Linked DNA regions of Mus musculus: all the other regions are linked to region 2. A link is a loop called in an ENCODE intact Hi-C map of the cell type or tissue named here. Cell type or tissue: heart. All regions are shown on one strand.

Region 1 (8,000 bases), 80 kb before region 2:
ACACCTCAAGGTGCCTCCAGACATGCCCAGCTTCTCAGGATGTGGGGACAATCAGAAGCCCCCTCTGCTTGTCTAACCCCATTCCCCCTCTCAGTTGGGATGTTGACTGCTCTTCAGAAATGTGTATAGCAGGGGCTGGGGACTTGGCTAGTGCTTATTGCACAGGTGTGACTGCCTGAATTCAGATCCCCAGCAACCACATAAAAAGGCAGGCACGACTACACACATCTGTAATCTCAGGAGCAGAGGGCAGAGACAGGCAGATCTCAGGGGCTCACCCCGGTTAGCCCGACAAGGCAAACCATGTGCATATGTAGGGACAAGAGCTGGAGCAGTTCGTGGCATGGTCAGGCAGGTGTGTCACTGAGCAGCAGGATGTAGCATGGGTCTAGACAAGATGGAAACAAAGCCACTGGCAGATGTTAACCTCTACCTTCTCCTTAGAGTTGTTGGCAGGATAAAAATGTTAATACATTTTTATAAAAGTGGATTGTTTTATTGTTGTTGTTTGTTAGATGGGGTTTCTTTGTACAGCCCTGGCTGATTTGGAACTCCCTCTGTAGACCAGGCTGGCTTCGAACTCAGAGATCAGTCTGCCTCTTGGTTCCCAAATTGAGAATTAAAAGCCTGTGTGCCACCACACTCAGCTACTACGCAATTTTATAAAATTCTTAAAATAGTGCCTTTTTATAATGTATAGTAAGTGCCTGATAAACTGAATTATGGAAAGAAAGAAAGAAAGAAAGAAAGAAAGAAAGAAAGAAAGAAAGAAAGAAGGCTCAGAGTGGGAGCGGGCCTAACCCCATACTGCTCCGTCCTGCCACTGAGCTTTTGTTTCTTGGATTTGCTCAGGCCTCTGCTCCCTGCCTCATTCACTGCAGAAATGTCTCATTTCACCATGACTTTCAAAAGTTACTCTTCTGTGCTGGCCCGCTGTGCACCTGGGCTTCATGTTTTGATTTTCTTCCTGCACTCCTGAACTTCCTTCCCCACCTTCCTCAAGCCCTAGGCAGTGAAAGGAACCTACTAGTTTGCATGTGCAACCACCTTTATCTCCTTCCCCAGGCAAGCACCCAGGCAAGCAGCTCTCCCCCTCTGCAGGCCACACCCTGACCCGACAACTTCCCATTCAGACTCCTCTCCTTGGGGCTCTAAAAGCCCCTGCACAGTGACTAAACACAGGCCTTAGAATCCAACAAGGGGAGTTCCCCTTAGGAGCTACATAGAGGGCTCAAGTGCCCTCTCCATTATTCTCAAAGCCTCACTGGATGTCCCCGCCTTCCTCTCACAGCCAAGCACAGGAAAAGGACCTTTTTCACTCCCTCCCTACAGACTGTCCCACTGTCCTCCAACATACCTCTTAGAAAGTAGTTGCCACCTTTGAAAAACTCAAGGGATGCTACAATCAAAGGTTACTTCTAGGGGGGTGGTGATACACACTTTTGCTCCCAGCACTAGGGAAGCAGAAGCAGGCAGATCTCTGTGAGTTCCAGGTCAGCCTCGTCTAGGGTGAATTCCGGACAGCCGGGGCTGCAGAGAAACCCAAGTCCTTGCAAAGCCTCGGTTGCAGACAGGCTCTTAAATATCCACTAGCAGCTGCTGGCTCTTACGCTACCCACCTCACACTTCTGCACCCAACCCCAATCCAAGCCTGCTGTTCGCCACCACTTCACAAGCCTTCTGTTTCCACCATTTTCCTCAAAGGCCAGATTCCCCTCCCTCCAGTCTCCATTTTGAAGCAGCTATTGGCCACACCCCCCTCCGTGGTTCTTCCCAGAACAGCTTTCCCTGTCTACTTCTGAACCTTTGGGATACTCTAGTCCCATCTGCCTGGGAAATACCTCCTTGTTCCAGCTCCAACGCTCTGTTCTACACACCCACGGAAGACTGGCTCTCAAAACCACCCCTCTAGCTCCTACCCTCCCTGGATGCTCAGAGCTCTTCCTAACTGCCTGGCAAGAACTTCGAACTTCATGACACAACTGCTCCTCCACACAGGTGGGGGCGGAGTGGGGAAGCATCTACCACAATTACTTTTGATCCCCGAAACCAAGGATCCTTCGTACACTCATCTCCTGAGTCCATCTATGTACAGGGAAGGAAGACTATATGGGTGATGGTAGTCCTTTCTGGGTTTTGTTTAATGTTTTGTTGTTGTTGTTGTTTGGTTTTTGTCTGTATGGTTGGTTTTGTTTTGTTTTGTTTTTTCCCAGACAGGATCTTACTATGTAGCTCTAGCTGTCCTGAAACTCACTACGTAGGCCAGGCTGGCTTCTCCCTCACAACTGCTGGAATTGGACTAGTGTGCACTGCTACAGTCTGGCTCCAGGTCTTTAATTAAAGTAATGTGCATGCACGTGTGCTTACATTAAACCCTGCTGATGGGTTCAGATAATCCTTTCGACTCCTGATCCCCACTCCCTTCATTCCTATTGTAACCACCATCACCCCACCCCACCCCACCCCAGCTATCTAAAGACCTTATATATCTACTCCAAGTCTGAAGTCTCACCCTCAACCAACTCACCAGGTGGAACTGCATGTGGTGCTTTCAGTAGAAGCGAAGCTGTCTCCAACAGCTTCTCCTACATGTTGAAATAGAAAGCTATAGGCCTGCAATGACTCAGAAGATAAAGGTGCCTGTGACCAAGCCTTGTGGCCTGAGTTCGAGCCCTGGAACCCACAGAAGAGCCTAAGGAGAGAAACGACACCCTGACCCCTTCCCCAGTTGTTCTCTGTTCTCCACGAGCCAGGAGCAGCACGCCCCACCCCAAATACACAACATGTAATAAAAATGTTTAAATAATGCAGTCCCTTCTGCGGCGCTCACGCGTCTTACTTCATTAGCAAATTAGTCTGAGGTCTCTTTTCTGGATTCTCTGAGCTTTAAGCTTTGCACTCCTGGCCAACAGGCCTACTCGCTCCCAGAATGTTGTACATTCTCATCCTGAGTTTTTGCAGTTTCCTGTCTGGAATATGGCCTCCTCCATTGTCCACACACTGTATACCAGCTATGACAAGCCCCAGGTAAACAAAACAGCCCCTAACTACGTTCAACAAGCGCCCCTCCTCCAGCTTCTGTTGAGAAGGTGCTGTTCTGGTAGCCAGTAGCCAATGAACATGTCTTTGTGAGCAATGTCCCAGTGTTACCATCTCAGTGCACCCAGCACGTAGTGGAGCCCACCCAAGGGGTGGATTCTTTATTCTCTCTGAACCTCAATTCCTCAGATAAAGAGAGAACCTTTAGAACCGCACCCCCAGAGATCACCGTTAAGCTAAGACAAGGAACAATTAAGTCTGGCCAGAGTAAATATGCACCGAGGCATAAAAGCTGGTTTTGCTCTTAAAGGTAGCAGCCACTTAAGCTCTTAGACTCAATGATCTGCAAAAAAGCTGCATCGCCCGCACGGGTTAGTAAACCCAGGTACTCTCGGTCCTGCGACCAGACTAACAATGGCTGAAACGCTTTCTGCACAGTGCTTGGCACAAGAGATCGCTAAGCATTCGCGCTCCAGCTGTTAAGTGGTGCCGCCCGGCCACTGAGCCATGGCGTGGTCTGAGGTCCCCAGAATCCCCTGGGTGAGTCTAGAGGCCCCCTCCCGCCGCGGAGGACAACCAGGGCGGCGGGAAGCAGGATCACGTGTGGCGCGATGCTACTCACTGAGCCACAGCTCCAGCGCCGCCGCTGCCCCAGGGCCGCCCTCCGCCGACTCGGTCCCTGCCGGGGATCCGGTCCCCGCTGCCACTGCCGTCGCTGCCATCTGCCCAGCCCAGCGCTGCGGCCGCAGTCACTCCTGCCCAAAAGCTGCAGCCACCGCCGCCGCCTAGCCTTCGCTCCAGCTGCCGACGCGGCAGACACTGAGAGGCACGTGACGGGGCGGGCCCTATTGGACACGCCCATTTCTGGGCCCTGTCCCGCCCCCACGCACCTCCTCCCGGCCACCTCCAACTCACGAGGTCTTTTTTTTTTTTTTTTTTTTTTTTTTTTGTGCAAGACCACTTGAAAGGTCAAAAGCCAAGCTAGTTAGGTATTGATTGTCCCCTCTTCTTCAGAAGCAGGGTTCCCAGAAAAGATACTGGACGCCTGGCTAAATCTGAATTTCAGATAAAGAATCATTCTTTCAGCATTTTTATTAGGGTCTTCTCCGAGTATGTATCTTCCATTCGGGTTTCTGACACACTTTTTTTTGATGACACATTGCATCATAATTCATAAAACAGTTATTTTTATGAAAAGATACTTTTCTCAAAAAAACAGGTCAGAGGCAGGCGGATCTCTGAGTTTGAGGCCAGCCTGGTCTACAAAATGAGTTCCAGGACAGTCAAGGCTACACAGAGAAACCCTGTCTCGAACACCCATCCCCCCCCAAAAAAAAGAAATAAAAAACAGGTCGTGATTCTCATACCCTAAAAAGTGAACACATTAATTATATATAAACATACCTTTTTCTAACTGTTTTGAGTTAAGGTCTCATGTAACCAGCTGGCTTTGATCACTGCATAGCTGAGGAGGACCCAGAATTCTTGGTCATCCTGCCACTGTGGTACAAACTTGATTACAAGAATGTACTACCAGTACAGCTTTGTTGTTATGGTTTTTGTTTTTGCTTTTGAGAAAGGGTTTCTCATACTCATTAGTCCAAGATGGCCTTTGAATGATAAAAGCTAAGATCCTAAAAACCTGTAGTAAAATCCTTTTGCCTCAACCTCCCAAAAGCTGGAACTACAGGTGTGAGCTACCATGCCAGCCTAACATGAAATATTTTCCTTTATTTAACTCTTGAACTTAAATGAAGGAATCAAGTAGATGTTGTATTAATATGTCCACAAGAAAAGCCAAAGAGAAAAATCTATGTAAAAATAAAGGACTGTTGAGACAAACATGCAAATGGGCATAAGACTGGCTCCAGCCAGTGGAGAAAGAGGTCTGTCCAGTGGACAGGATTAATATGCATGTCTAGAGGCCAGCATAATTTTGCCATTGCTGTCAATGATCTACTACTAACAACTCTGCTAAGACTGAAGGAGGCCTTAGCCTGGAAGGCAGTCAAGACTGCGCACGAGGTCCCTCTGAAGCACCAGATCCTTCCACACTGTCCCTATCATTCCCCACCCTCAATGTCACACCCCAGTACATACACACACACACACACACACAGAAGGATTTTAATTTGCATAGACCTGGACCACCAGCATACCAAATGGGGCTTGGCATACCAGTAAGTATCTGTTGAATGGACACATAAATAGTGGGGACAGTCAGGGGTAACTCTAGGACTTTAGGCATATCATAATCCCAAATGTACAAACATTTTTTTAAGTTTTTATTTGTATGTGTGTTTTGCCTGCATATATATCTATGCACCACATGCAAGCCTGGAGCCTGAAGAGGCCAGAGAGTGTGTCAGATTCCCTGCAACTGGAATTGTAGACAGTCCTGAGCTGCCATGTGGGTGCTAGGAATTGAACCTGGGTCCTCCAAAAGAGCAATACATACTCTTGACCACTGAGCAACCTCTACAGCCCTACTTTTAATCTTTTAAACACTATGCATATGTATGTGCATATGTGTGATATGCATGTCGGTACAGGCACACGCATGCCACAGTGTGCTTATGGAGCACAGAGAACAGTTTTATCGAATTGGTTTTCTCCTCCCACCCTTAGGTGCCTTCTCAAGATGGAAGTCATATCATTATGCTTATATGGCAATCACTTTTACCTGCGGAGCCCGTGAGAGGGCTGCAAATATTTATGTTTAAATAGACATTTGCTGTCATGGCCATGACGGTACACACTTGTAAATGGAGCACTCAGGAGACTGAAGCAAGATTGTGAGTCAGACTGTACAGTGAGACCCTGTATCAAATAAGTACTATGAACAAGTACTAAGTACAAAGAAGCTGTTCATAGTAGTTGTTACCTATAGTCACAGCACTAGGAAGGATGAGACAGGAGGATCCTGAGTTTGAGGCTAACCTAGGCCTACATCAGTGAGACCCCATATCAAGAAAAACAAGGGCTGGTGAGATGGCTCAGGGGGTAAGAGCACTGACTGCTCTTCAGAAGGTCCTGAGTTCAAATCCCAACAACCACATGGTGGCTCACAACCACCCGTAATGAGCTCTGTCGCTCTCTTCTGGTGAGTCAGTGTACTTATGTATCCAGAGTGAGCAGGGCCTACCGAAGAGAGCAGAGGTCCTAAAAATTCCATTCTCAACAACCACATGAAGGCTCAGACCCATCTGTATAGCTACAATGTACTCACATACATAAAATAAATGAATCAATCTTTAAAAAACAAACAAACAAACAAACAAACAAGAACACTTGGTGTGATGTACTTAGTTTCTAACTAACCCTGTCCACATACCTGACACGCTGGTATCCTTAACAATCTTGAACACCATGAAGCTACACATGTGCATGTGTGACAAGAAACTGCTCTCTGCGTGCAGGCTCTACGCTAATCCAGTTCTTTTGACAACTCAAGCTGCTGCAATAAAGCCCCACTTGCTGGTGTCTGAGACAATGGGCATCCATTTCTCCCCTTTGACTGGAAGCTTGGTGATACCAAGGTGCCAGAAGGTCCCACCTCTGTCGTCAGAGTGTCTGGAGAAGGCCCCCTCTTGCTACAGATGTTCTGGATCCTTCCTGTGGTTTGACCTCACTTGTGGAGAAGAGACAGAAAACAGCCAGCCCTCTAGTCCTGTTTGCTCGGTCTCTGAGTTTTGAGATAGGATCTTAACTCTCCCTGGCAAGCTTCTGTCCCTCCCCAGGGCAGGAACTACAGGCTTGAGGCACTACAGCCTCAGCAGAGCCCTCTGTTTATAAAGACATCAATCTCTCACCAAGAGAACCTTGGTGATCTCTCATCAATCAAGGGAACCTTGCCCCTCAGACCCTCACATAAATCTGGTCGCCTTACAGGGCCCTGCCTCTAAGATCACAATGGGGGTTGGGCCTTCAGGCACAGGCAAAGGGTGGTGGTCAATTTCATTACATTACCCAGGTAAGGAAAATTTTATTCTTTGATAAAATTGTGTTGTTAGAATATCCATCTATGTTACCTGACTTGGGTCTTTTGGGAATCCTTTCACATCTCTGCAAACTGTTGATAATTGAAAACAATGGTAAATTATTCTTATTCATAGACTTGCAAATGAATACTGTCCAGGCAACACACAATCCCCTTCGTGTGGAAAAACCAGTTCTACAGCCATTTGCATATTTATTTCAATATTTTCAGTCTAGAGACTGTTCTTTGGATTCTCCTTTGAAGTAGTTTTAAAATCTCACCAGTTTCTTCATCATTTTTTAGAGACAGGGTTTCTGTAGCCTAGGCTAGACTCAAACTTGACCTGTAATGGAGGATGGGATCCTAAGGGACACTACCAGGCCTGGTTTGTATATAGTGCTGGGATTGAACAGAGGGCTTTGTGCATGGTGGTCAAGCACTGTGCCAGCCGAGCCCCAGCCCCCTTTATTATTCTTAACAGTTCATCTCTTAAAAATTCTAGAACTCTTGATCCCAGCACCTGGAGGCAGAGACAGGAAGATCTCTGTGAGTTCAAGACCAGCCTAATCTACATGAGTTCCAGAATAACCAGAGCTACTAGGGAGACCTGAAGAAAGAAAGAAAGAAAGAAAGAAAGAAAGAAAGAGAGAGAGAGAGAGAGAGAGAGAGAGAGAGAGAGAGAGAGAGAAAGAGAGAGAGAGAGAGAGAGAGGAAGGGAAGGGAAGGGAAGGGAAGGGAAGGGAAGGGAAGGGAAGGGAAGGGAAGGGAAGGGAAGGGAAGGGAAGGGAAGGGATTCTAGATAGTGGTGGTACATACCGTTATTCCCAGCACTCAGGAGACAGAAGGTGGTAGATCTCTGAGTTCACAGCCAGTCTGGTCTACTGAGAGAGTTTAAGGACAGCCAAGACTAGACAGAGAAACCTTATCTCAAAAAACTAAAAGAGGGGGCTGGAGAGATGGCTCAGTGGTTAAGAGCACCGAC
Region 2 (8,000 bases):
CACACACTCTCCAATGTGGCCATTACTGAATACCCGGGTCACACACTCTCCAATGTGGTCATTACTGAATACCGGGTCACAGGGCTCGGTCAACAGAGAAGCTCTAGCTTCAGAATGGTTGTCGCTTGTCCTCAAAATCAGGACTGGTCCCTCTAGCTTTGGACATCATCTTGTTCGGTAAGACTGTCACTAACATAAAATCATCACAGAAATGCTTAAGTTCCCTCATGGCAAATGTAGCATGCCACAGCCTCTTCATTGCACTGCCACCACAGGCATGAGACAAAAGAACCCACCCTAACAGCTGGGATGGTATACAGAAGATCTGATTTGGCTTTGATGGTAACTAGTCTCTGGCTAGAACAAATGAAACCAGCCACCACCCCTAAGCCTCACAGCCCCATGTATTTCGCTGGCAGGTAAGAATGCCCTACAGCCCACCAGACATACAAACCTTTCTGAGTGTTCTTATGATGAAATCCAACTATTTCTGCTCTTAGGCTGCTGCTGCTTCTGTTTTATACTCAGTTGGGTCCTGCAGCCTAGATTTCACCTACCAAGTATGGGAGAGCACTGTCTGTCTGGCAGGGCGTTTTAAGTTCTTAGTTTGCAGCTAAGCCTCTTCCACAGAAAATGAGTCTGCTGCTGGGCTTTTAATCCCAGACACTTGGGAGGGGAGGCAGGAGAAACAAGTTGAAAGCCAAGCTGAGCAATTTACTGATAACCTGTCTCAAAGTAAAGAGGGGCAGGGAGAGCAACTTGCTTAGCATGTATGAAACCCTGGGTTCAACACTGAAGGAGGAGGAAAAGGACAGCAATATGGATCAGAGGGTAAAGGTGCTTGCCAAAACCAGGCTCCCTCGAGTTATCCTCTGACCTGCACACACATGCTCACACTAAACAAATACGTGTGCGAGAGAGAAAGAGCTGGGTTTGCTTCTTGGCACTCATGACCCTGAGTGTGTCTATGAAAAATGATCTAAGAGCTGCTGTGGTGTCAAATGTTGTAACCCTAACACTTGGGAGCCTGAGGTAGGACTTTCCAGAGTCCAGGCAAGCCTATGTATAGCAAGGACATACGTAAGACTAAACCTATGTACACGTCCTTATCAAGATATACTTACCTTGCAGCAGACTCATTTAATCAGCAAACTAGAGAGATTAGCTGAAGAGATAGAGTATAGATGATTTCCGAATAAGTAGGCGGGGCACTTTTTTGTGTCTAAATCCACTGATCCTTTTATACTATGTATCAGAGGCCTTCAATAGGGACACAACACCAATCCTACTCATTACAATGACCTAAAGAAGTCACAGATAAGATGAAGCAGACAAGAGGCTCAGTGGTTAAGAGCACTGACTGCTCTTCTGAAGGTCCTGCGTTCAAATCCCAGCAACCACATGGTGGCTCACAACCATCTGTAATGAGATCTGACGCCCTCTTCTGGTGCATCTGAAGACAGCTACAGTGTACTTAGATATAATAATAAATAAATCTTTAAAAAAAAGATGAAGCAGACAGGAATAAGAGAAAGGGAGAAATATGTTAATGGTGAGAATGACAGAAAAGTCTGAGGTAGGAGGATCTAACATATCCCATGTGCATATCAAGGAGTTGAAAAGAGATTAGAAACTATTAAGGAATTGGGGTTGAGGGCTTGTCCAGCATGAGTGAGACCCCAGGTTCAATTTCCAGACTGTAAAGAAAAGAAGATCCAAGCAGATTTGGAAAGACATGGTGGTTCAGGGCTGCAGTCCTAGTACTTGGGAGGGTGAGGCAGAGTAACATATTCTCACCAACCTGAGTTCCAAGGCTAGACTGAGATAAAGTGAGACTGTCTCAAAGACAACAGTCACAGAAAACACAGGGCTGGTATGAAGTGGAATTAACATGGAAGAGAAGAAACAGTGCCGAGAACAGGCCGTGAGAAAAGTGGTTGGGAGTGTCTTATAGGTATGCAGTTACTAATGTAGGCCACTAGGTGTCAGTAGCTCACCAGGCATCACTGGTAGGTTCCTACAGGGCCAGGTGTATGCCCAAAGATTGACTATGGTAGTATAAGCACTTTACCTTTTACAATGAAACTGACACAGGATGGTTAGGTATCCTGCCCCAAGTTCCCCTGCATTCCCTCTTGGAGTAGCGAAACCACCTTCTCCTGCCAGAGGTTAGAAAAGCACCTTCCGGTGCTGGTGAGATGGCTCAGAGGTTAAGAGCACTGACTGCTCTTCCAAAGGTCCTGAGTTCAAATCCCAGCAACCAAATGATGGCTTACAACCATCCGTAACAAAAATCTGATGCCCTCTTCTGGAGTGTCTGAAGACAGCTACAGTGTACACACATATAATAAATAAATAAATCTTAAAAAAAAAAAAAAGAAAAGCACCTTCCCTGTGGTCAAAACAGGTTGTCTCAGCAGCGTTCTTCCCCAGACTCACATGTGACATAAATCGTCTCTAAGCACCAAAGATGGCACTATGTGCAGTGACTGTAAGCTGGCCTGATCCTGATGAGTTACCATCAGAGTCTATCTTGCTCCCCTTTGTCTTCTGTTTATGAAAAAAGCTTTAAAGGCCATGTCTGTCACCTGCTCACTGCAAACCTCTGGAAATGAAGCACCTCAAACACAGCTGTTTGACATAAACCCTCGCCTCTTCAAAACTCTCCCTTGTTCTACTCTCCATATTCTGGAAACTTCCAAGCCAACTGATTTCACTCATCTAAGCTGGGTGAGTCAGAGAAAACCCTTTAACAAAGCTTGCTTACCATCTGCTTTCTGGCTGTGCAGAGGACATCCACAGTCCAATAACAAATCTAAAATGTTTTGCAAACAACTGTGTCTCCACATCTGTGAATGACCGTAACCAAAACCATTCTGTAAGCATAAAGCAGTTCCTCTACTATCTGTATAAAGCAGACAGAGAGCACACCACCTGTTCAAAGCATGGTCCCAGGACCCCATCTAGAAAGCCCACAAAAATACTTTATGCACAACTTAAGTTTGAGAAGTAACATTTTAGCTTAATCTGAAATTGGTCTCTAGATCCTAAGGCACAGCAGCTTTACTGCCCTTTTTTTTTTTTTAAAGATTTATTTATTACATGTAAGTACACTGTAGCTGTCTTCAGACACACCAGAAGAGGGCGAAATATCTCGTTACAGATGGTTGTGAGCCACCATGTGGTTGCTGGGATTTGAACTCTGGACCTTCGGAAGAGCAGTCGGGTGCTCTTACCCACTGAGCCATCTCACCAGCCCCCTTTACTGCCCTTTTAACACTTTTATAATGACAACCTTTTGGTCTAGCCAATGGGACAATGGCCTGCCTATCTATTACACTGTCGGTGAATCTCAACACAGGATGTAGAACCTTAGCTCTTCTTGTAGCGTGCAGGTGTGACTGAAACCACTACTTCAGGAAGGTCACTGAGTATGAGAATCGGTTCTTCAACTTGGCCCAAAGTCTACTACAGTACTTCCTAACCTTGCATGCACACTGGAACTTAAAACGCCATGCCAGGGCTTGATACCAGCGGAAAGAGTCAGAAGGGGAGCGGGAAGAGGGCTAGTTAGGGTTGAAAGTGACATCCTCACAGAGTTTAAGCCCCACACTGGTTTCATCAAATATGCAAACTACACAGGACTTGTTTCCTATCCTTACTTCCAGAAAGTTCACAGACAAAAGGTGCCACAGGGGGGAAATTACAATAGAACTCTGGGAACCTAGAGAATACTCTGCAGAGGACTATTATGGGCAAGTGGCTTTCCTCTTGTGTACGTCCTTGGAAGTGACCACGGTAATTGCCAATCGCAGTAGGTGCTCTACTCGAACTCTCACCTAAACTTCATTGCCACTCCGCAAGGATGAGAGCTGGTGTCCAATTTTGTTCTTCAGTCAAGACTGGGTCAAAAGCCGGGCATGGTGGCGCACGCCTTTAATCCCAGCACTCGAGAGGCAGAGGCAGGAGGATTTCTGAGTTCAAGGCCAGCCTGGTCTACAAAGTGAGTTCCAGGATAGCCAGGGCTATACAGAGTCTCGAAAAACCAAAAAAAAAAAAAAAAAAAAAAAAAAAAGACTGGGTCAAAGTCCTGTGCTCTAATCATAAGACACTTAGCTTCGCGACAGGGGTCAACCAAAACCCGTCAGGCAGTGGGGCTAGCCGTGTACCCCATCACCCCTGCAGGTTCTGTGCAGCCCCTCCCCCAACCCGGACGGCCCGGGGCCCTGACCCCTGACTAGCCCCGGCAAAGTCACCGCAAGTCACCTGCGCGAGCGCCAAGGCGGACTGCAGAGCCCCGGGTCTCCTCCGGATTCCCTCAGGGCATAGGGTGGTGCTGAGCGGCCGCGCCAAGGCCAACGTGGGAAGCCGGGGCAGCGGCGCGAAGGCCGCGGGCAGGCGGCGGACACAGGCGCAGAGGACACGAGACGCCATGGCTACGCCAACCCAGGATGCACTGCGCCGCAGCCTCCCGCCGCGGCCGCAGCTAGCGCCGTACGCCGGCGACGTACAGAGCGGCGCTTGAGGGCTGCGCGGGCGCGGGCGGACCCTAGCGGCTCCCAGCCGCGCTGCACCCACCTCCTTTAGAAGGACAAGGGCTGCTGTGGTTGCAACTGCACAAATGCCATCTAACCCTAAACACTGTCACTGACCCAAAAGAGAAACCGACTTGATTCTTCTCCCAAAGTTCTGAAATATATTGTTGGCTGTCAGTAGAGAGGAAGCGCCTAGCCTCGCCGAGACTTGAAGTAGCGAGGTACCCAGGGGGGTCCCCACCATCTCAGAGACGGAGAAGGGGATGGGGATGGGGGAAGGATTGTGGGAGGGGCTGACCGGGAGCGGGGAGGTAAAGTGAATAATTAAAAAATAAATAAATAAAGAGAAGTTTTAGGCAATCAACAATATGGGTTGGCCCACAATCAGCGAAAGGGGCACTCTCAAGCCTCAAATTAATTCATTAAATAAGGTTTTTCCTCCTAAATAAAAAGGATAGAGAATTTGAGAGGGGAATATGCTAGATTGTGAATTTTATAATGTCTAGCCTATGGGAGAAAGAGGCAGGAATTTCAGGGCAAAATCAACTCGACAGTAATTTTTTGCCTTTTCTTTGTGTCCCTTTCTGCAGAATGGTATATTAAAACTGCATCATTTTCAGAAAAAAAAAAAAAGTTGGGTGGGGATCATGGCATAGTGGCAAACAACATTAATACCATCACTCTGCAGCCAGGAGGATCTCTGAGAGTTGAAGAACACCCTGGTCTACACTGCAAGTTCCAAGCCAGCCAGGGCTACATAGTGAAACCCTATCTCTGAAAAATAAAATATGTCACGTTTCTCCCATAGCGCTAAGATTTTGTTATTGTTGTTTCAGTGAAAACTCAGTACACATTATAAGTGTGAGTTTTAAGACTAGTAGCCAAGTAGGTGTGACTGTCACGTCCTCATTCCCAACTCCAGAGGCTGAGGCAGGAGGATCATCTTATGGTGGTAGCCTAGACTACATAGCAAGGCCCTGTCTCAAAATAGATAAATAAACAAATAACCCCCCCCTCCACAAACCTCCCAAACTCCGTGTGCTTACAGTAACCTGGAGACCAGGAAATGGTGAAGTACAACAGTACATATTTTAAATTTTGATAATGCATGGATGTAGGGAATTTGCCTAGCATGACCGTTCTAGGTTCAGTCTGCAGTACAGCCAAAAGCGAAACTGGACAATGTGTGTATATTACAGATTAGGCAGGTTACTTACAGCTTTGCAGGTAGAATTCATTTTGACACTTCAGGATCTGAGACGGTGAACAAAAATGGACAAGTGAAGCCCACACACCAACTAGACACTAAGCAGGCAGACACCAAAGTCAAACTCCTGCACTAACGCACCTTCAAAGTGCCCTTTCCTTTGTTTTCAGCTAAGACTTTCTGGTGTAAGTTGAACATGCCTAGAAGCGGCCCTGTTCATCCCTCTCAATATCAGAAACGTGTACCCCATAACCTAAAAAATGTGCCTAGTACCTTCATCAATGATTTAAACTGAGCATGCTCAGAAGTCAGTGTGGGGATAAAAGTGTGATTACAAATGGGCCAACCTCCGTGTGGATATATGTGGAGGGGCTCACTGATAACGTTCCTCAGTGGCTTTGTTTAATGAGTTTCTTCCTTTGAGAAGAACCCCTTGGCTTGCCTGACTGATGCGGGCACTGCATTTTACTATGTCTCAGCTGTGCTACTGGGTAAAGCAGTGTTTCCTGAGGATCAGTCACTTGGACTAACATCCCCCTCAGACTTGACTTGACTACTTTCCAAAGAGGCCCTCTTCTAGCAACAAGTATAATAACTTTTGGAATTCACTCAGCACACAGTTAATGTAGCCTGACTTCTGGAGATCTGTGACACTAGTCTCTTGTTTAAAGATTATCAGCATAGCCAGGCGTGGTGGCACACGCCTTTAATCCCAGCAGTCAGGAAGCAGAGGCAGGCAGATTTCGGAGTTCGAGACCAGCCTGGTCTACAAAGTGAGTTCCAGGACAGCCAAGGCTACACAGAGAAACCCTGTCTCAAAAAGCAAACAAAAAAAAAAAAAAAGAGAGAGAGAGAGAGAGAGATCATGAGCATTAAAAAAATTGGGAGTATTCAAGGAAAAACAATTGGGAGGAGGGGTCATAGTATTGTGAAGACTTCAGCCTACAATAACTGCCATCTCAACCAAAGATCCTGACCTTTCCTGTGAGGAGTGGGAATGGTTTATGGGGCCCTGTGATGCTATGGCCGGGAACCTTAGCTAAGGCATGGCCACTGCATGGCCTGTGTGTTTCCTTCCACCCAACTCCTAGATTTTGTTAAAGTTATTTAGTATTTGAAATCCAGATGATTTAATAACCACTTCCAACTTAAAGTTTCTCTTTGTATAGCAACAGACATGTGTGTTGGTTTTTTGGTTTTCTTTTGATTCTTTCTTTCTTTTCTTTCTTTTTTTTTTCCCCCCGGAGACAGGGTTTCTCTGTGTAGCCCTGGCTGTCCTGGAACTCACTCTGTAGACCCGGCTGGCTTTGAACTCAGAGATCTGCCTGCCTCTGCCTCCCAAGTGCTGGGATTAAAGGCACACACCACCACTGCCCCACTATTTTTTGTTTGCTTGTTTTTTTAATTGTTTTGTTTGTGTGTTAAGCCGAAGGGCCATTTTACTAGTTTGAGAGAGAAACAAGGCAGGGGAGTTGTAAATACAGACAGCTGCTAGGAGGAGGGTCATGGCAGGGAGGGAGAAAGCCGTGCCTTCTGGGTCAGGCACGGAAGTCAAAGGGCAACTGTAGAAAAAAGGGCGGCTCTTCATAGAGACAGTGAGAAAATCCAGAGTGCCAAGGAAATCATACTTAGGCATTTTCTTTTCTTTTTTCTTATTTTGGTTTTTCGAGACAGGGTTTCTCTGTGTTGCTCTGGCTGTCCTGGAACTCACTCTGTAGACCAGGCTAGCCTCGAACTAGGGAAGATGAGTAATTAAGAGGCGTCCTAGATAAGCCGGGCACACTCGTGCACACCTGTCATCCCAGCACTTGAAAGGACAAAATAAGAGAACCTGGAGTTCAAGGTCAGGCTTGGCCACATAGCAAAACCATCTCAAAATATTTAAAGAAAATGACAGACGAGGGAGGGCAGAGTCTTTTGAGTAGTACTCCGGTCACTGTGAGTAGCACCCCCAGTGCCTGTCTAGTACACACCCCAGTGATGGCTGACTAGGCCATCTTCTGCTAATAGCCAGAAGCTGGAAAGAACCCAGATGTCCCTCAACAGAAGAATGGATGCAGAAAATGTGGTACATTTACACAATGGAGTGCTACTCAGCTATTAAAAACAATGGATTTATGAAATTCTTGGACAAATGGATATATCTGGAGGATATCATCCTTAGTGAGGTAACCCAATCACAAAAGACGTCATTAGATATGCACTCACTGATAAGTGGATATTAGCCCAGAAACAGAGAACACCCAAGATACAATTTG
Region 3 (8,000 bases), 67 kb before region 2:
TCACTCTGTAGACCAGGCTGGCCTCGAACTCAGAAATTTGCCTGCCTCTGCCTCCCAAGTGCTGGGATTAAAGGCCAGGTCTATATTTCTTTTGAATTTTTACTATTACTGCTATGTGTGTGCATGAACACCTGTTGCCCAAGTTGATCAGAAGAAGCCATCAGATTCCCTAGAACTGGAGTTACACATAGCTGTGAGCCATCCTATGGGAGCTGAGAAACAAACCTGTCCTCTGCAAGAGCAGCAAGACTCATAACTGTTGAGCCATCTTTCTAGTCCTAGTGTTTTTATTTTTAAAAGCTTAACAGCTGGGTGTGGTGGTGTACACTTTTAATCCCAGCATTCAGGAGGCAGAGGCAGAAGCAGAGAATCTCTGTGAGTTAGAGGCCAGCCTAGTCTACATAGCCGGCTAAGATAAATGGGACTACACAGAGAGACCCTGTCTCAAAACAAACCAAAAACAATTGGTAACAATTGTCAACCATTAAGGGTAACAGTGGATGTGGTGTTGAGCGCATACCTATTAATTCCAACACTTGCAAGGAAGTAGGAAAAGAGAGAGGTCAAGGCTCCCTTGGGCTACATAGAAGCCCTGTCTCAGAAATGTATAATAAATAAAGGTACAAACCTTTGTGGGTGGCACACCCATAGTTAAGGTCCTGTCTTATTTTCCCTCAACAGCCTCAGGCTTAACAGAATCTGGCACCCAATGTTTGTTCCATAAATGAATGAGGACAAGATCAGACCAACCCAGCCAAAGGAGGTGAGGTGTTTCTCCAGACAGGAAAAGTTTTGTCGGGGCTAGGGCTCTGCTAGGAGCTGACTTTCCTGGTTTAGAGTGACTGGCTGGCACCCTAACAATTTGCCCAGATCTGAAGGTAAAGGTGGAAATTCCAAGATCATTATAAAATGCCTAATCTGTTCTGCTGTCTAAATTTAAAAACCTGCCAGTCATGTTCATCTCACATACCTATTAACAAAAATAGTAACCACAAATGATCTGAAGCTCCCAGGCACTGCACACCATATTCTAACTAAACATAATGACTCACCTCAATTGCCACTCGTGACATCTGATCCAGTTAGATGATGTGTCTAGGGCTTTTCTGTTTATTTTTAATTTTATATGTATGGGTGTTTTGCCTGCACGCATGTCTGTGTCTGTTCAGAGGCCAGAAGAGGGCACTCAGTCCTCTGGAACTAGAGTTCCAGATGGTTGTGAGCTGCCAGGTGGGTGCTGGGAATTGAACCTGAGTTCTCTGGAAGAGCAGCCAGTGCTCCTAACTACTGCATCTTCTCTCCAGTCCCTCTCTTTTTTCTCTAGCTGCTTCTTCTTCTTCTTCTTCTTTCTTTCTTCTTTCTTTCTTTCTTTCTTTCTTTCTTTCTTTCTTCTTCCTCCTTGCACCTTCTTCCCCCTTCTTCCTTTCTTCTTCTTCTTCCTCTTCTTCTCCTTCCTCCTCTTTCTTCTTCCTTCTTCTTCTTTCTTTCTTTCTTTCTTTCTTTCTTTCTTTCTTTCTTTCCTTCCTTTCTTCTTCCTCCTTGCCCCTTCTTCCTTTCTTCTTCTTCTTCCTCTCCTTCTCCTTCCTCTTCCTCCTCCTCCTCCTTCTTCTTCTTCACCTCCCAGGCATGTGCCACCAAGGCCTAGTGAGTAAGGTTGATTACTGCCAGCCTGGGCATGGTGGGATCAACAGATGCTTTCCTGCATACTAGACAAGCTCCCCCAGCCTTTGTCTGGGCCTTCACTCACGTGCCTTTGGATCACCTGCTCCTAGTGGGTGCTTACTGACCACCTACTGGGTTTACAGTTGCATTCTCAGAACTGGTTATACAGTACTAGACAAGGCAGATGAGCCTCCTGCATTTGTGGGTCTCACAATCGGACCCACAATGTGGCTGCAGAACTAATTACTCACAGTCATTTCCATAATGAATTCCAACTGGGTACTACAGAAAACCAGGTGAAGATTTACAAGGAGGCCTTCAATCAGTGGCTTCCTGTTGACATTGGAGTTTTGATCAGACATAGGAGTTAAGAATGAGGAGTCAAGGTGGGGGTGGACAGCATGCGAAATGGCAGGAAGGAAGCAGGAGTGCCCAAGAGTCTAAGAAAGGCTCATGTGTCCAAAGACCAGAGGAAAAGAGGCTGGGGCACGCCAGGAATAAGGAGGTCAGGAAAGCAGACAGGCAGATCTATCAGGCCCTTAGATGTCTGAGTTATGGTTTTCTGTTTCAGTGTGCAGTTTATTCATATATTGTACAACTATTAGCAAACACTTCAATGGTTAATCTCATGTTAAGGGCCATAGTAGCTAGTTAGAAGTTTCTGGGTGTGTCTGTGAGGGTGTTTCTTGAAGGGAATAGAACTGGAATTGGGAGACTTAAGAAAGTCAGATGGCTGTTCCCTATGTGAGTGGGCTCATTTAATCTGCCAAGGGACCTTAGAGAAAAATGTGGAGTTTAATTTTTCTAGGTAGCTTGAGCTAGGACACTGTCTTCTGCTATGGGTGCTTCCTATTCCCAGGTCTTGTAAGCTCCAACATGGGCTTGTGGGTGGGAGACAGTTTGACCTCAGCTATGTAATGACATGAGTTACTGCATGTCTTAGGGTTTCTATTACTTCAGCAAAACACCATGACCAAAATGCAAGGTAGGGAGGAAAGTCCATATTGCTGTTCACCATCAATGGAAGGGCAGGAATTCAAGCAGATGCAGAGACTACGGGGGGATGCTGCTTACTTGTTTGCTCAGACTGCTTTCTTATAGACTCCAGGACTACCAGACAGGGGATGGCACCACCCACAATGGGCTGCTCCCCCACCCCGCCCACTGATCACTGAGAAGATGCCATGCAGCTGGATCTCGTGGAGGCATTTCCTCAACTGAGGATCCTTTCTGTGATGACTCTAGCTTGTGTCAAGTTGACACACAAAACCAGCCAGAACACTACCTTATACCAAGTTTCTTTTTAGATACATGTCCACCTGATTCTGTTTCTCTGAGAACTCTAATACGGGCCCTCCTAGGCCACGATGAGAAAACTCAGTTGTGTCTCACCAAACCTATCTCATGCATGTCCAATTAGTACCCTGGAGCTGTGCTCTAATCTCTCCACAGCTTGCTGCCAAGGATAACCTTCCCAAAGCAAAACTGATCATGTCATTTCTCTGCTTTAAACATGTCAAGGCTTCTCACCTACCCCAGAACTCACCCACATCCTTGTCTTCACTAAACCAACCCGTCTTAGTTCAGGAGCAGACCCAGCTGAGCAGACCCTATTCCATCTCTGAGTCTGACTGATGTATGGGAATGCTCTCTTCTCTAGCACTGATGGGCACAAAAATAGGAAGTTGAGTTGGGGGAGGATGCCTGTAGACGTGGCTTTGCTTTCAGAACAGAGCCATAAAAAACCACTCTCCCCAGCAGATGAGAATAAGTGGCAGCTGGTGAGGGGAGGCTGCTGCAGATCTAGGGCCAGGAGAGCAGCAGTGGAAGGACCCTGGGCCCTTGCTGATGTCACTAAGCCAACAGTCCCGCAGCCTAGTTTACCACTGAACTTTCAGCTATGCTGGGGGTGGGGGGGGGGGGAAGAGATCTTGTTGAAGCAGGTTAGAACCTGGATTTGTGTATCTAAAAGCTAGTACACAGATATAATTTCCTTGATGAGCCCTGAAGTTTGAAGTTATAACTCAGCTCTCCCTACAGATTGAACCATCCCTCCTAGCCATACTTCACTTTGGTCTTTCACAAAGTCATTCTCTTCCAGGTATCAGGACTCAAATCAAGCCATGTGCATAAGGTCAGACAGCTATCTACAACAGATCTTGCAAGGGAGAATTTTTTCCTGGATAGGAGGAAGTGATGTTGGGAGACTGTTCAGATTTAACACAGTTAAGTCAGCTGATGATGGTTTCTTTTGAAAGAACTGGTCTGACAGATGAAGGTTTCAAACACTTTATTCATGAGATATAACTTAATTTCCTACTCTGTGTCAAACAATGTTCCAAGTATTGTGTTTATAACCAAGAATAACAGATTTCCTGTCAGCCCCAACCTCAAAATTTTAAAATAGTAAATGTAAATTTCACACATGCGTAAGTACTATGAAGAAAATATCTTGTTTTTGTGGTGCTGGGGATCAAACCCAGGACTGTGCATTCTAGCCAACAGTCTGTACCCAGACACATACCCTAGTTCTGAGACAAAAGGTGACTTAGATAAAGGAAGTATGAATGAGATTGCAAAATTGGCTACTGAAACAGGCAGACTCTAAATCCATGGAACAGAGTCCCTAAAAGAGGAAACGTTCTTCTCTCATTACAGTGGATGCCCTGCAGATGGTGCCATTACCCGACTGTCCCACTGCTGACTAGGCTGACAAGATGTTCTCCTGAGATTTTGGACCCAGAACCTCAGGAACATTTGCAGCTGCCTCAGGGCTCAGTGAATTTCAGGTAAATTTCCCATCACTCTAGAGGTTGGAAGTCCTGACCTTTGAGTCTGTAGGTCCTAGAGTTTCCAACCCATTCCCTGGTGGACTGTTACCTTTATTCAATCAGCTTTATTCCTTGAAACCAATAACTGTTGGCTTCGAGGAAGGCTAGCAATGCTGAAGATCTGAGTAACTGAGGATTGCAACTAACATGTATTAAAACAGAAACAATACAGCCAACAGGCAACACTTGCCCTCTTCCTCTACCTCAGCCTGAGAGCTGTCTCCTTCTCATCCTTTTGTGACTTTAACACAAGGGTCATCAGTGTTATAGCATTTGTCAGAATCAACTTAGCCTTGATTCACCAATGAGTCTCAAAAAGCTCAAGCTGATCTCAAATTCATTACAGAGGCAAGATGGCTCATTGAGGGAGTTTTTTCTGGGGCAGGGAGACAAGGTCTCACTATGTTGCCTTGGGTGGTCTGGACCTTGGCTCAGCAAATACTTGTGTTAAAGGTCTGGTAACCTGAATTCAATGCCTGGAACCTCCACTGAGGGTTAGAACTGACTCCTAAAAGTTGACCCCTGACCTCACGTGTACACTTGCACACTACACAGATAATTAAAAAATCAAATGACTTTATATGGAGCTGAGGATGGAGGATGACCTGGAACTGCTAATCCTCCGCTGGCATTACAGGCCCAAGACACCGTAGCAGGTCCACCAGCACTTCTATCACCGTGGTAACGGTCACATCCCTGGAGCATGAGCCTATGTTTCTATCACCTCTATCTCCCTATCCTCTCCCTCCATTTTGGCTTTTGTAGCTCATGATGATCCCGAGCTCACCTTCTGTCTCAGCTACACCCCCACCCCCAGACAGGGTTTCTCTGTGTAGCCCCAGTGTCTTGGAGAGGCTGTCCCTGAACTCAGTATCTCTACCTATCTCTGTGCCTAGAGCTCTGGGATTAAAGGCACATGCCACCTCACCCAGCTTGCCTCAGCCTTTTGAAGGCTAGAATCACTGGCATGTGCTATCACACCAGAAATAACCATTTTTCATGTTTCAAGAGCAGTAGTTCTGATGTCACTTAATTAAGAGTTGGAGGGGGAGCTGGGAAAATGGTTCAGTACACTGGCTGCTCTTACAGGAGACCCAGGTTCAATTTATCTTATTTATTTATTTATTTATTTATTTATTTTTGGTTTTTTGAGACAGGGTTTCTCTGTGTAGCTCTGGCTGTCCTGGAACTCACTTTGTAGACCAGGCTGGCCTCGAACTCAGAAATCCGCCTGCCTCTGCCTCCCGAGTGCTGGGATTAAAGGCGTGCGCCACCACGCTTGGCTCTTATCTTATTTTTTTTTAAGATTTATTTATTATTATACATAAGTACACTGTAGCTGTCTTCAGACACACCAGAGGAGGGCATCAGATCTCATTCAGGTGGTTGTGAGCCACCATGTGATTGCTGAGATTTGAACTCAGGACCTTCGGAAGAGCAGTCACTGCTCTTAGCTGCTGAGCCATCTCACCAGCCCCGAGGTTCAATTTATAGCACCCACATGACAGCTCATAGCTGCCTGTAATCCCAGTTCCAGGGGATGTGATGCCTTCTTCTGACCTCTGTGGGGACCAAGCATACACATGGCAAACAGATATACATTAAAAAGAGTTGGTCCAGGCATGGTGACACTGCCTTTAATTCCAATATTTGGGATAAAGAGGCAGGAGGCTCTGAGTTTCAGGACTACATAGTGAGAATCTGGATCAAATTAGTTAGGTATGGACTCTTAAAATTGTCAATGGCCTGAGCTTAAATATGATGTTATCTCAGATCATATCCCAGAAGTGTTACTTAACTTTTCACAGCCTCAGTTTTTCCATTTATAACATAGAAAAAAAATAGAATACCATCTATCTCCTCGGGTGAGGTTTAATGAGATGAAGGCCTGCTTTCTTATTCTCTCCAGGACCACCTGCCCAGAGGTGGCACCACCTGCAGTGAGTGGGCCTTCCCACATCAGCCAGTACTCAAGAAAACGTCCCACGCACCAATTTAACTAAGGGTTTTTTCTCAATTAAGATCCCCTTTTCCTGGGCTGAAGAAATGGCTCAGCAGTTTATAGCACTGACTGCTCTTCCAGAGGTCCTGAGTACAATTCCCAGCAACCACATGGTGGTCATAACCATCTGTAATTGGGATCCAATGCTGTCTTCTGGTGTGTCTGAAGAGAATGACAGTATACCCACACACATGAACTAAAATAAATAAATCTAAAAGCAAGAAAGAACCCCTCTTCCTAAGCTGGGCATGGTGGTACATCTATTTGATCCTAGTACTCAGGAGGTAGAGAGCAGACCTCTGGGAATTTGAGGGCAACCTGGGATACATACCAAGTACCAGCCAGGACTACATAGATTTTTGTCTCAAAAAAGATTACTGTTTTTCAGATATGTCTAAGTTTATGTCAAGTTAACAAAAACTAACCAGCCCACCATTTTTTCTAAGATGTGGTTTTGTTCTATGATTTTTCTAGAGATTTTTTTTCTTTTTGTCTAGAGATTTGTTCTGTCTCTACCAAATTTCAAAACTTCAGCTTGATCTTCTTGCAAATAAAGAACTTTTTTTTTCTCCCTAAGCAAGGTTCAAAAGCTCTTTAATCCTTTCCCATACTCACCTGAGCAAGGAGAGAATGTTATCTACCGCTAGGTAAAGATAATCCCCAAAGCAAGTGGCTTTAAACAAGCGTTTCCTGCCTCACAATCCTGGGTCTCGGGTTCCAGAGCGTGCTGAGTGTGGTGGTTCTGGGTGTCTCAGGAGGTGCTTGGCTGGGGCTGCAAGTTCAGCTTCCAATATGGTTCCCTTACATAGCTGATGGCAGGGGCTCTGATGTCACTTGGACCCCTCAAGACACAAGGGCTTGAGCTTCATGACCTGGAAGCTGGCTTTCCCAGAGGTGCAGATGTAAAAGAACCAGAAAGAAGTTGCAAAGTCTTTATGATCAAGCCTCTATCACACCCTCACATCCTGCCCTCCTCAGGAGAGTAAGCATAGCTGCAGAGGCTGCTTACACTGAGGAAGCTACAAGCTCTGCTGGGGTCTTATACCTGGTCACCATCCTACTTACACTACTCCAAGTTAATTAAGACTTGAAGAAAGGAAACCTGATTTCAGGAATCCGAGTACAAAGATTTATAAGCAATGGAGGACATAAGGGCAGATATGATGAAAGACACCAACAATAACTCAAAGTATCAGATCTCAGGAATTGGAAGAAAACAGACACCCTTCATCGAAAGGAGACGGAGGCTACCTAAAGCCCAAGGACAAGGAGCAACCCCAAACACAAGTGCTTACCCTGCTGGAAGAGTAACTTCTCCTTTACAATCCAGAAGGAAAATCTGCTGTCTAGGTGACATCGCTTGTGTCCATTATGGTCCCAAATCCATATGTGGCCTGAGACTGGGATCCATGAATCCAGGCTGGAACTGATTTGTCCTGGGCTAAACTGTGTTCTACAGACTATTCCGAATATAGAAACCTAAACCCCAGTATCATACAATGTGG
Region 4 (8,000 bases), 98 kb after region 2:
TGGCTGCTTTCTTCTACAAACTAACTTTACCTTTATTGTTTGGGATTAACAGTGTGTACTAAGGGCATGTCTGTATTCCAGCCAGAGGAATTAAAGGTGTGTGATAAGGGATGAGCCACACCAGAATACCATCCTGGGGTTTACGGTATGATCAAATGTCTTGCAACACTGTCTCAAAAAACAACCCAACCAATCAAGTTAGCAATCAACAATAGAAGATCCTTTCCTTATGCATCTTTCCAATCTACATAAAAGTAAGCATTTACGTGGCATTGATGTGCGTCTTGCTCCTGACAAATGAAGGAGCTGTTTGCTGACACTGTTAATGTCCAGTATTATGGTCTGGAGGTCTGTTAACCCAGAGTTCATGTTTTAAAGACTTAGTGGCCAGGATGATGATGTTAGGAGTAATGGACCTTTAAGAGGTGGGGCCAAGTGGAAAGTCTTTAGGTCATTAGGAAGAGAGGACCAGGAAGGGGTTGTGGGACTCCAGCATCTGGCTTTGTGTTTTGAGATGTGATCTTTTCTCTTGGCTACACCCTACCATTTATTGTAGATTCCTGATAGAGCCTCATATTGTGTGGCCTCCAATACTGTGAGTTAAATAAACACCCCCTTTAAAAAAAGTTTATAATCACATTTACTTGTTTACTTGTATGTGTGTGGTCCTATGTGCCATGGCACACCTATGTGCACACGTGTGGAGGTCAGAGGACAATTTGTAAGAGTCGCTTTTCTCGTTTCACCAGGTAGGTCCTGAATATTGAACTTAGGTCATCAGGTCTTCTGCTGTGTTACTGGTCCTATACCTGTTTTTCTTTTTTGTTTTTGTTTTGTCCAGCCAGCCTTAGGTGTTTTAGTAACAACAGCAACAAAATAGAGAAATATAGTGTCCTAGTTTGGTTTCTGTTGCTGTGGTAAGCGGCAAGGCCAAAAGCAACTTGGGGAAGAAAGGGCTTATTTGGCCTTACAGGCTATAGGTCATCAAGGGAGGCTTGGGCAGGAAGCTGGAGGCAGGACCGGAAGCAGAAGCCAGGACCGGAAGCAGAAGCCAGGACCGGAAGCAGAAGCCAGGAAGAGATGCTGCTCACCGATTTGCTTTCTTACACAATCCAGAACCATCAACCCAGAGGTGGTGCCACCCACAGTGTACTGGGCCCTCTCATATTAATCATTAATCAAGAAAAACAGCACCCACAGGCTTGCCTCCAGGCCAACCGGATGGAGGCAATTCCTCAGGTGAAGCTCCTGCTTCCCAGGCCGTTCTAGTTTGTGTCACGTTAATAAACGAACCAGCACATTCTCTTAGGCTTCAACACCCGCCAGTCCTGCACTAACACCCTCCAGAGCGCCATTGGTCACAGACTATGAGTCTTTTTTTTTTTTTAACCTTCTGCATATAAAAACAGTCATTGTTGAAAAAGTATTCTGCATCTTCTTCACAGACTTATGTTCTTAATAAGTTAACTAACTTACAGGAGAAGTTCTATCGTCCTCAATCTACAGACGAACAAACCATGTTTCAGAGACATTAAGTAATTTACTCACCTAATCAAAGCTAGTCGTTTGTTGGGTGGGTGACTAGTACTCCAACCTAGCTTAGTGATCTTGCCTCAAGGGAGGCCTCTAGTGGTAACATGCCAAACTGCAGGCTTATCATTCCTTTTGAAGGAAAGACTTAAGGACTCTCTGCTGCTGATGATTAAGAAAGATTGGTTATCCTGGACATGGAGTGAGAAGGAAGGGAGGGACAGGACTTGGAGGTAGTGATCCCAAGGCACGTGGGAGGCTGTGGGATCATGTTGTATTTTTTTGTGGGGATGCCTGGGAACTTTTTCTGTTTATATTTCAGTGGTGCAGTAGATCCTGTGCCTAGAGCCAACTGCCACATTTTCATACATTTTTTATGAGTGACTGGTAATTGTGACTATCAGGGCATGGTGGCACTTTCCAACAGCCCCAGCCTTCTGGCTCAGGTTCAGGTATCAGAGTTGGAGACCAGGCTGGGTTCCTTAACAAGACCTTGCCTCAGAGGGGGAAAAAAAATAAAACAAACAGACAAAATAAAAAATATTGACAACTGGCAGAATGTAGTGGCACACGCCTTTAATCCCAGCACTTAGGAGGTCAGCTTGGTCTACAGAGCAAGTTCCAGGACAGCCAGGTCTACACAGAGAAACTCTGTCTAATAACACAACAATAACAATGCTGGTGACAATAAATAATAATAATAATTAATAATAATAATACCAAGTACCAGGCCTGTGCCAAAACTGAGTACTAGAGATAAGAGTCCACACATTAATTGGAAGCAAAACTATAGAGCCAAGACTGGAAACTTAGTGTACCCCATTCCCCCATACTTTTTTGAAACAAGGTCTCACTATGTAACTCAAGCTGCCTCATCCTCTTAAAGTACTGGGGTTAACTGTGAGCTATCACACTCTTAAGTTCTTCTCAACGAGAAGACCCCCGGATATGTCTTATTCCCCCCACCACCTCTTTTCAGTCTCTCTGTAGGACTAAGTAGCATGATGCTCTGGGGTTGTCCTGGGCTCGTTGTTGGATGGGTTCCTGTTTTTGACAGGCATCATCATAAGCAGTATTTGACACAGGTGAACTCTTAGCCATGTGTTACAGTGTATCCTAAACAGAACAAATGAGCTGACCCCTTAGTGTGTGGACACAGCAGGCAACAGTCAAGGTCTGAAAGGCCTGTAGGTGTCGTAGATCCGGTGATCCAGGACTCTTTGGAGTTGAGCAAGAACACTTCTTTTTTGTTTTGTTTTTCGAGACAGGGTTTCTCTGGGTAGCCCTGGCTGTCCTGGAACTCACTTTGTAAACCAGGCTGACCTCAGAAATCTGCCAGCCTCTGCCTCCCGAGTGCTGGGATTAAAGGCTCGCGCCACCACGCCCAGCTGCAAGAGCACTTCTGACAGCAAGCTTTCCTTGCTAAAATGCCTGACAAGAGGCTGCACTTCAAGTTCTGGGTTACTAGGAAGAAGGGTGGCGGCCTGTTGTGTTCCAGGAAACCACTTTCTCTCAGTACACTCCTGGGAGAGGCCTATGGCATGCCCAGGACTCAAGTTCACAGTTTGGCCTACAGGCTAACTATTTTTATGTGTATGAAAATTTTGCCTGTACGTACAGAGGGCACCAGATACCTTGGAAGTTATAGATGGTTGTGAGCCAACAAGTGACCTTAACAGCTGAGGCCCCTCTCATTTTTTTTTGTTTTTGTTTTTGTTTTGCTTTTGTTTTGTTTTGTGAGGCAGGGTTTCTTTGTGTAATAGCCCTGGGTGTCCTTGACTTGCTTTGTAGACCAGGCTGGCCTCGAGCTCACAGAGATCCACCTGCCTCTGCCTCCCAAGAGCTGGGATTAAAAGCACCTGCCACCACAGCACCTTACAGCTAGCTCTGAATGGTTCCTGTTTTGTTTTTGTTTTTCCTTGAATCTGATATGCTAGAAATATGTAGCGTTACCCTTGACTCATGTGTTCTCTCCTTTTTTTCTTTCACCCGCCAACCCCTCTGCAGAGAGGTTCTAAGTAGTTCCTTAGGAAAAAAACCCTTTGCCCTGGAATTTATCTTATCTGACCTTTACAACTGCGTGTGTGTACTCTGTAGGTCAAGGATGTAACATCATTTACTTACAGCAGGGGGCAGTAGAGTGTAGCAGATAAATGTCTGTGGCTGTAACTGGGTTTGAAATTTGATTTCAGTCGTGCCCTACGTGAACATAGAGCTTTTTCAGAGAGAAAATCTTAAACTATGTATCCTCCAATGGATATATAATTATTTTAAAATTTATACATGATTCCTGCCCTAATATTTTATGTGTATATAGTATAGAATGTAATGGAATGAAATTCAAGTGAAAAAAAAAAAGATGAAATTCTCCTTAACATATTTTATTGACAATCAATTGCACATGTCATAAATTCACAACCTAGCCTGGAGATATAGCTCAGTGGTTAAGAGCCCTTACCTAGGTTTGATTCCTAACCCCTGCACAGTGGCTCGCAACCTCTTGTAATCTCAGTGACTGGGGATCCAACATCCTTTTCTGGTCTCTGAGAAGGGCTCCTGCACACAGGTGATATATCTTCACGCAGGCTCACAGATATACACACCAAAACTTTAATCTTAAGAAAAGACTTACTTATTTTAGTTTTAATTATTGTCTTAGTTATTTTTCTATTGCTGTGACCAAACTCCATGACCAAGGCATGAAGGAAAGCATTTGACTGGGCTTATGGTTTCAGAGGGTTAGAGTCCACACTGGCAGAGGGAAAACATGGTGGCTGGAACAGGTAAAAGCTCTCATCTTGATCAGTGAGTGGGGAGAGAGAGCACACAGGGAATGGCTGGAGACCTTCGAAACCTCAACGCTCTCCCCTCAGTGAGGCATGTCCTCCGTCAAGGCCATACTTCGAAATCTTTCTCAAACAGTTCCACCAACTGAGGACCAGGTATTCAAACATAGGAGTCTATGGGCGAGCCACTCTCGTTCAAACCACCCCATTTACGAATGTATGCCTAAATAAGTTTTATATATTTGCAGGTACTCACAGAGGCCAGAGTGCATCAGATTCCCTGGAACTGATGACAGGTGGTTGTGAGCCAACTGTTATGGATGCTGGAAACTGAACCCAGGCCCTCTGCTAGAGAGAGCAGTGGGCACACTTAGCCACTGAGCCAGCTCTCCAGCTCCTTAAAATCAAATCTAAAACAAACAATCCCCCAAAACAACACACACACACACACAGAGGGAGAGAGAGAGAGAGAGAGAGAGAGAGAGAGAGAGAGAGAGAGAGAGAGAGAGAGAGACAGAGAGAGACAGAGAGAGACAGAGAGAGACAGAGAGAGACAGAGAAACAGAGACAGAGACAGTGTGAGAACCTGGTATGTTTTGGCATCATGAACACACTATGCCGTTAACATCCATCAGACACAAAGGTTTTTCATACCCCTGCAATCTACCTGCTCACACTTCCTAAACAGTCACTCACTGCTCAGCGAGTCTGCTTCCTGTCCCTGTGGGTTAGTTTGCATTTCTTAGAGGTGGATTTTTATGTACATGTGGGTTTTTTTTTACATTTATTTATTGTGTCTCAGTGTGTATATGTGTGTGTCTCGCATGCGCGCATGCCTGCTGCCTTGCACACGTGTTGGTCAAGGGACATCTTTAGAGGGGCTGGCTCTCTCCTTCGACCTTGTGGGTTACGGTGACAATGCACATTCTCAGATCCTCATGCCTGGCACTGAGCATCCTTGTCCTTACCTGCTGAGCTGTCTCACTGATCCCGAAGTTTGCCAATGATATGTAGCATAATTATTTAAAATGTTCCATTGCATTTGTACATCTACTTTTGTGTGTTCGGGAGCTTGCGCATGTGGCTGTATAGACATGCCCATGCCACAGCATTCATGTGGAGATCAGAGGACATCCACTGTGTGAATTCAGGTGACCGAACTCACGCCATCAGGCTTGGCAGCAAGCCCCCTTTTACCTGCTCAGCCACCTCACTGGCCCCCTTTTACCTGCTCAGCCACCTCACTGGCCCCAGAACAGGTTCTTTTCCTTGTTGGTCTGTCTTCTTTTTACTCAGCACAACTAATTTGAGTTCCAGTATATTCACAGATGAAACCGAGGGCGAGACACGGGTGCGATGACTTTAAATAAGATTTTGTGTGTAAGTGAAACTATCTTCAATTTTTAAATTTTGGTTTTGATTGAACTTAAATTAAAAATGATTTATTCTTTTTTTTTTTATGTGGGTGCATGTGTGCATGTTTTTATGTGGCAGGTGAATCTCTGTGAATTTAAGGCTAGTCTGGTAGTCTGGCCTATACAGCAAATTCCAGGTTAGACAGGCCTACATAGTGAGACTCTGTCTCAATAAAATAACTAAATAAAATAAAATAATGAGAGAGAGAGCGCGCCAGGATTTCTCTAACTAGACTAGATTAGCTGAGCTCCCAGGGACCTGCCTGTTCCTACCTTCCATGTCACTTTGAAACACAGGCACATACCACTGTGCCCAGTTTTGTTGTTTTGTTTGTTTCATTTCTTTTCTTTTCTTTTCTTTTCTTTCTTTCTTTCTTTCTTTCTTTTTTTTTTTTTTTGAGACAGGGTTTTTCTGTGTAGCCCTGGCTGTCCTGGAACTCACTCTGTAGACCAGGCTGGCCTTGAACTCATAAATCAGCCTGCCTCTGCCTCCCAAGAGCTGGGATTAAAGGTGTGTGCCACCACTGCCCTGCATTGTTTTTTTAGAACTCGAATTCAGGAACTCACACTTGCCTTGCTGACTTGGCCGTCTCCTCTGCTGTTATTCATGGTTTTAAACACAGGGGCCGGCTAGCTGTGAATTCTCAGGGTTCTCCTCCCCTGCCTCCTGAGTGCTGGAATTCCGGGCACACACCACCATGCCCAGCTTAGTGTTTGTCATGTGTTCAGGCACAGCCATATGGAAAAGTAAGAAGTGGAAAGACTCTCACTAAAGGCCACCCCGAATCTATCTCAGTTGTCCCTTCTCATTGTCCAGGTCCCCACTTCATCAGAAGTATCTTTCATATTCAGTCCTGCATGTATGAAAACATAGGTATTTTTTGTGCTCTCCCAGTGTTTAAAGAAAACATCAACCCCCAAGAATATGTACTGGCCTACAGTTAGCTTTTCTCACTTGGTATATCTTAGAGGTGTTTCCATAAAAATCTGTAGAAAGCGCTCCCCACCCCTTCCAGCTTCATCATATTTCATTAACCTAATGGACACGTGGGTGGTTTCCAAGATTTTGCTGGAAAGGACAATGCTACGTCAGATGATCTTGCACAGTGCGATGTCTTACAAGTGGGTAAGGGTTTTCATAGGGAAAATTCTTAGAATTCTCAGTGCAGGATCCAGAAGAACACACATTTATCATTTTGTGACCCCCATGACTGGACAAAACGGAGACAGAGTCACCCACCCAAACTGGATAGATGAGACTTCCTGCTTCCCCAGGGTCTCACCAACGGTGTTTATCCAACACTTGGAGTCCTCCCATTTTTGAAAATGAAAAAAATCTTGGTGTAGCTTTAATTTGCATTTTCCTTAATATGATGGGTGTTAAACTGTGTGTTTTCTTTTCAAGTGTTTCTTAGGGCTTATGTGATAGATGGCTTATAGAGTAAAGGAGCTTCTAAGGGCGCTGATGACCTAATTTCATCTCTGGGCTCCACATGGTGGAAGAAAAAAACCAACCTGAACTAACCAACACACACATACATACTGTACCACACAAGCACATGTGCATGCACACATGACTGTAAAAAAAATTATTCCTAAAAAAGCCTTGCTAAGCCAGATGATGATGGTGCATATCTTAATCCCAGCAGTTGTGAGGCAGAAGCAGGTGGATCTCTGTGAGTTCGAGACCAACCTGGTCCACAGAACCAGTTCCAGGACAGCCAAGGGCACACAGAAAAACTCTTGTCTTGAAAAAAAAAAGTCTTGCTAGTAGTGATAACTTCATAAATTATCTAAATTCTCAAGGTGTGAAACCTGCCAAGGGTTACAGATGACATTTCCTTCCTTCCTTCCTTCCTTCCTTCCTTCCTTCCTTCCTTCCTTCCTCCTTTCCTTTTTGAGACAGGGTTTTTCTGTGTAATACTGGCTGTCCTGGAACTCACTCTGTAGACCAGGCTGGCCTTGAACTCAGGGATCCACCTGCCTCTGCCTCCCGAGTGCTGGGATTAAAGGCGTGTGCTTCCACGTTCTGCTACAGGCAGGTGGAGTTTTCTAGACCTTTCCACCTGGAGGACTCTGCGTGTTGGATAATCACTGTTGGTGAGACCCTGGGGAAACAGGCAGTCTTGTCCGTTCACTGTGGGTAGATGGGTCCATGACTCTGTCTCACTTCTGTGGAGTCACAGGGGCACAAAATGACAGATGTGTACTGTGAGTGGAGAAGTCCTCACTGTCTAGATTCTGTCTCCTGGAGTTACACATACAGGCT

The links. Peaks named below come from ENCODE experiments on the same cell type or tissue, not always from the same donor. Only the 100,000 strongest peaks of a DNase experiment are listed, where the experiment ranks them.
Region 1: it touches region 2 in a loop (4-fold over the local background); 5 of 42 quality-filtered maps call a loop at or near these places.
Region 3: a loop joins it to region 2, with 5 times the contacts of the local background. A loop is called at or near these places in 5 of 42 quality-filtered maps.
Region 4: a loop joins it to region 2, with 2.5 times the contacts of the local background. A loop is called at or near these places in 4 of 42 quality-filtered maps.

The regions. Positions count from the first base shown.
Region 1 is chr7:122,017,328-122,025,327 of GRCm38, forward strand. It overlaps Gga2 (golgi associated, gamma adaptin ear containing, ARF binding protein 2), which reads right to left and starts at 3,871. Exons shown (of 17, transcript NM_028758.2): 1 at 3,662-3,871. The coding sequence starts at 3,761. In heart, no CTCF peak of the experiment used is centred here; a DNase peak (open chromatin) is centred at 3,854; H3K4me3 peaks cover 3,001 bases; H3K27ac peaks cover 3,190 bases.
Region 2 is chr7:122,097,389-122,105,388 of GRCm38, forward strand. Ndufab1 (NADH:ubiquinone oxidoreductase subunit AB1) reads right to left here and starts at 4,460. Exons shown (of 5, transcript NM_001360744.1): 1 at 4,267-4,460. The coding sequence starts at 4,434. In heart, CTCF peaks have their summits at 1,976 (motif pointing right) and 4,556; a DNase peak (open chromatin) is centred at 4,473; H3K4me3 peaks cover 1,915 bases; H3K27ac peaks cover 1,417 bases.
Region 3 is chr7:122,030,227-122,038,226 of GRCm38, forward strand. Ears2 (glutamyl-tRNA synthetase 2, mitochondrial) reads right to left here. Exons shown (of 9, transcript NM_026140.3): 9 at 3,936-8,000. Among named protein-coding and RNA genes, the nearest start is that of Gga2, 13 kb to the left of the region's middle. In heart, a CTCF peak has its summit at 4,319 (motif pointing right); no DNase peak of the experiment used is centred here.
Region 4 is chr7:122,195,871-122,203,870 of GRCm38, forward strand. No RefSeq gene overlaps it. Among named protein-coding and RNA genes, the nearest start is that of Ern2, 14 kb to the left of the region's middle. In heart, CTCF peaks have their summits at 1,629 and 3,655 (motif pointing right); no DNase peak of the experiment used is centred here.